Regions from separate parts of the Mus musculus genome. Here region 2 is linked to region 1. Evidence: chromatin loops called from intact Hi-C (ENCODE). Cell type or tissue: heart. All regions are shown on one strand. Region 1 overlaps Nme8 (NME/NM23 family member 8). Region 2 overlaps Stard3nl (STARD3 N-terminal like).

The links. A loop is a pair of places that touch in the nucleus more often than their neighbours do. Peaks named below come from ENCODE experiments on the same cell type or tissue, not always from the same donor. Only the 100,000 strongest peaks of a DNase experiment are listed, where the experiment ranks them.
Region 2: a loop joins it to region 1, with 9 times the contacts of the local background. A loop is called at or near these places in 24 of 42 quality-filtered maps.

The regions. Positions count from the first base shown.
Region 1 is chr13:19,676,011-19,678,510 of GRCm38, forward strand. Nme8 (NME/NM23 family member 8) reads right to left here. Exons shown (of 17, transcript NM_181591.3): 9 at 1,827-1,919. Among named protein-coding and RNA genes, the nearest start is that of Nme8, 20 kb to the right of the region's middle. In heart, no CTCF peak of the experiment used is centred here; no DNase peak of the experiment used is centred here.
Region 2 is chr13:19,363,515-19,366,014 of GRCm38, forward strand. All of the region lies in intron 7 of Stard3nl (STARD3 N-terminal like), which reads right to left. Among named protein-coding and RNA genes, the nearest start is that of Stard3nl, 31 kb to the right of the region's middle. In heart, CTCF peaks have their summits at 1,182 (motif pointing right) and 2,284 (motif pointing right); no DNase peak of the experiment used is centred here.

The DNA.
Region 1 (2,500 bases):
ATATACATCCAGGAGAAAATTATTTTAAATACAGTGTAGCACAATTACTGCTGATAGCTCCTTAGCTAAAAGGGGGAATTTGGGCCCTCCTCCCATCTCCATGCTCAAACTTTGTATGGCTTCAGCTTCAGCAGGTCTTATGCCTGGTGTCACAATCAAACTTAACGACTTTTCTTTTCCTTTTCTTTTTCTCTTTTCTTCTTGCTTTTTTTCTTTTTTTTTTTCTTTTATTTTATTTGTCTTTTTAAAAGGGACACAAAACGGGGTGGGTGGGGAAGCTGGGGCAAATCTGGAAGGAGTTAGGAGAAAGGAAGGAAATGATTAAAACATATTGTACAAAATCCTCAAAGAACTAACACACATGACACACAGAGAAAGGAGAGCCAGAGAGAGCCAGAAACAGAGACAGACACAGACGGAGAGATTTTGATGCTCAATATCGAAGTTTTTAATTCAGTAATTGTCACAGTTGGATCTGATGTCTCCCAGTGGCCATATACTAAAGGCTTGGTCACCACCATGTGACTGTTACCGAAAGCAACGAAGCACTTAGGCAGAAGGCTGTACAACCACTGGGTATTACCTTGAAGCAGTTTTAGGACCCTGGCATTTCCTCTCGACCACTTTTTGTTTTCTCATTTCAGGAAGTAAGCAGCTTTAGTTAACCATGATCTCCTGAATATGATGTTCTGTCTCAACACAGACATCAAGGTTATGGCTCAGGCCACTATGGATGTCTCAGATCCTGAACCAAAACACAACTCTCCTCCCTTTCCGGTGACTTTGTCTGGTTTATTTGAACACACGGAGAGAAATCTGACAAACAAAACAATTTCTGGTAACTTGCCTAGGGTGGCAATTCATAAAAGTACACACATATTGGTGACACAATTGGCAAAATTTTACACACACACACACACACACACACACACACACACACGGAAACTTGGATAACTAGAGCAGTAGATCAGTTTAAAAGTGCTGACTAGTAGAACTTTCCTTATGGGTAACATACTCTGAACTCCCTAACAATATTCCTGGATATGGCTATTGAGGACCTGAAATGTGCATATTATACATAAGACTCCAATTTTTAAATGTCATTTAGTTTGAATGAATTTAAATTCAAATATATATTTACTGCTCGTCATATTGAAAGAGTGTTTTTTGAAGATAGGTCTCCTGATTTCCAAGTCACACACCCACTTCAAAATGTTTTTTGAAACATTATACCATGTTCCTCCAAGGAAAAAAAACCTTGCTGGATTACAGCCTCAGAGAAATGATTCAGATAAAGAGTGGCTTACAGAATTCCTGCATACCAGATGCAATTACATGCATATTTCCTCGATATCTGTACTTTTAAAACTTCAAAGATTTCACAATATTTTTTATTAGAGTAGACTGACTCAAAATTTGAAATGCTAAAATAAGGAAAGGAAAATAAAAGCACAATTCCAAAAACCATATATATGTATGTATAAACATACATACATATATGCTAAGGCTGAAAATTGATAGGAGAAGACTGGCTAATCACTTCCAGTCTTCAACAAAACAAACCATTGAAATCTTGCAGAATGTTTGTTTCCACTTGTTTCCACTGAAGATGTCCCCAGAGATACCATCTTGGGCATCATCAATTTGTGGACATCTTCAAGACACCAAAATTTATTCAATTGGCTAGAATTACCAGTTTTCTACTTTATAATAGAAATATAAACTTATTCCAATCATTGTAGTTCAGTGTGTGTGTGTGTGTGTGTGTGTGTGTGTGTGTGTGTGTGTGTAAATATATACACAGTGTATTTTTAAAAGCTTCTTACCTGGTCTGCTATATGAGTGTAGAATTCCCTCACTACCTCTTCAGGGAGAATCAGGTTTTCTTGTATTTCTATAACAAATCCTTCTTTGGCTATCTTCAATTCAGGTCAGATCAGAAGCAAACATGACAAAAGAAAACATGTAAAAGAAAATTAGAGCTATTTTCATAAGAACTCACTGAACTACCTAGATTTTAATATTTTCAGGTAAAGGCCACAAGAAAATCCACATGGTTTAAAGTGGCTCAGAAATGCATAAAGACTATCCTTTGATACTCTCTAGATATCCATATTTTTAAAATTTCAAAGATTTCACAACATTTTTATTAGAGTGGACTGCCTCAAAATTTGAAATGCTAACATAAAAGAATGAGGAAAATAAAAGTACAATTCCAAAACCCTATGTATATTCATGTATATAAATATATTAAAGCATATATACACTTTCTGAATTATCCATAAGATAGACATTTAAAATAACTTCTTAACTATGCTCAAATTTAGTTTAGCTTCTTTTGTTCCCATGTTTCTATTTTTGAAGGCTAACTCAAATGAAACCATAGATTCCATACTACGTTGTCTTCAGGAAATACACCTCACCACTAAAGACATCTAAAGAATAAGACTCAAATGATGAGAAATGATCTATCAAGCAAACAGAAACTGGAAACAACTTG
Region 2 (2,500 bases), 310 kb before region 1:
ACCACTCACTATCTGATGGGCATGATCTGGATAGTCAATAATAAACTTGCAAAAGCTGTAGCTGCCTACACAAGACTGGGAAGATCAATAACTAATCATGAATGAGGTTTGAGTGGTCATGGGGGCCCTGCTTCTCCCCGGGGGGCGGGGGTTACTGAATCTGGTGGGCCTTGGGGGAGGGGTAGTGCAGTCATTGGTGGGTTCCCCAGGCTCCAGTCAACAGTGTCACCTATGCTCACAGGACTCTGGTTAAATCCAGTAGATAACAAACCAAACGAGAAGGCATGAGAATGAGGGGGCTCTGCAGAGAGGAGAAGGGGTTCACTAGAGTGGGAGGGGTGGGGTGGAGTGTGATCAGACTGTGTTATATAAATGTGTGGAGGGGCTGGTGAGATGGCTCAGTGGGTAAGAGCACCCGACTGCTCTTCCGAAGGTCCAGAGTTCAAATCCCAGCAACCACATGGTGGCTCACAACCACCCGTAATGAGATCTGACTCCCTCTTCTGGAGTGTCTGAAGACAGCTACAGTGTACTTACATATAATAAATAAATCTTTAAAAAAAAAAAATGTGTGGAATTATTACAGAACTTAATTGAAATGTGAAGTAAATATAAAGTGAAAAGACCTAAGAGATGTGGAGCGGGGATGTGGAAGAGATGTCAGCATGTAGAGACTTGTAAGTTAAAGACAGCGAGCACCTCTGTAGTTCTGTTAGCCTACCAAAAGCAGACGTGTACAACAGCAAGGACTTGTAAGGATAAAGCCAACATTCACGGCCTGAAGTATGTGCGGAGGAGAGGGCTTCGATGAGCAGCTTCCACTCATGAAAGTTAATAAATGTTCAAACACGTAAGTGGCTGTTCCTGGCTCAATTACTTATTAACAGCCCAAATTGCAGTCCAAAGTGCCAGCGACTGACAAGTGGTGCAGCGTCACACTGTGCAAAAACAGGCACTGATGCCTGCAGAAAGAGCAGCTGAATGCAGAAACCACATGGCATGACTGTTACTAGTGTATGTCCAGGGGACACGGCATCACGATAGGAAGCACAGCAATAGTGACCTCAGCATGACTGTACAGGCACAGGGGCTAAGTGCAACCATGCGCGAACAGTTTACTGTTATAAGACAACCTAAAAAACTAGCCAAAACTCAGTGGCAATTCCCCAAATGACCACTAGGTGGTAGACATCACAGATGAATTGTCACCCTGGAAAGCTTGATGGGGTAAAACTAGTTCATTTAACTATCATTCACAATAGATGTATTTATTTGTAGTATGTAAATTTATATACTTTCATAGAGCTTAAAACATACATTAATTAATAACCCCGGGAATGGGTTTTTAATGCTTTAAATATTCTCTACACAAAGGGTGACCACCTAATTGAGAACCCTTCTGAGGGATGAAGGAATGAGGCAAAGCAGGGGCATGACAGCTCTTGGAATCTTAGCACCTTTATTTTGACTTGCCCACAATAAGTTAGTATTATACAGTTTGAGGTACTCATCTATTCATCCACCTGTCCACTGGCCCGGGATCAAACCGAGGCCAGACAAGTGCTGCACTCAATACTACACATCTTCAGTCCCAAACTAGCCTGCATTTCAAACCAGACTCCCAGTGGGGGTAAAGAACTGCCCCACCTAAGCATGCCACTTAGTTCATTTCTGCTCAGTCAGCATCGTCACTGCAGCCACATGGGTAGCCCAGGCCTTCCTTCTCTGCAACTGGAAGCTTTGGGAACAAAGCGGGCTCTAGTTCCAGCCGCACCTCCACTGGGCTGTGATGATTTCTGTATTCCCATTCTAAATGCCGAGCTGTTCCTTCCTATGAGAAGAAGATAACATTTCTAGGTTCACGTCCTAGAATCTCCTTCTCTACTTAACCCACCGTTCCCGCAGACAGAAATCTACCATGAGTCAGGCATTAGTTTGGGTGCCGGGTCACAAGGCAAGCAAGGCAGCCCCCAGTCTTCTGACAGCACCAGTCTCTGCAGGCAGGCAGCATTGCTCCCTCCCTCTCAGCATTATGAGAGTCTGTGTGAGAAAATGGCTTGCCAGTTTTAAGCACATTACCTTCTGTAATAGTTTCATTTTTTTCCAAATTGAACATTCAGGTAACACAAATGTAACACAGGAAAGCAAGCTCTTTGAGAATCCACCTGTGTTTACCAATACTGATGCGTATCTTGTGTAAATAAAGCAGTGCCTACAGGAACGCTACCTACAGAATTGTCTCTGTTCTCTCTGGCTTCATAACCCAGTGGTAGTTCTCCAGAGGACCACTAGGTGGTGGCAGACATCACAGACTAAAGGCCCTTGCGGGTCCTGGGAAGCTTGACAGAGAAGAACCAGTTATTAGCCTGCTGAGCTGAGCTCCTTGTTAAGAAGACAAATTGATAATGAGAAATTGTATAAGCTAACAGTTACATTTTGAATTAGACTATAAGTTCCATTTTTTGAAACGAGCCCTATGACATAAAATATCTGAATCAAA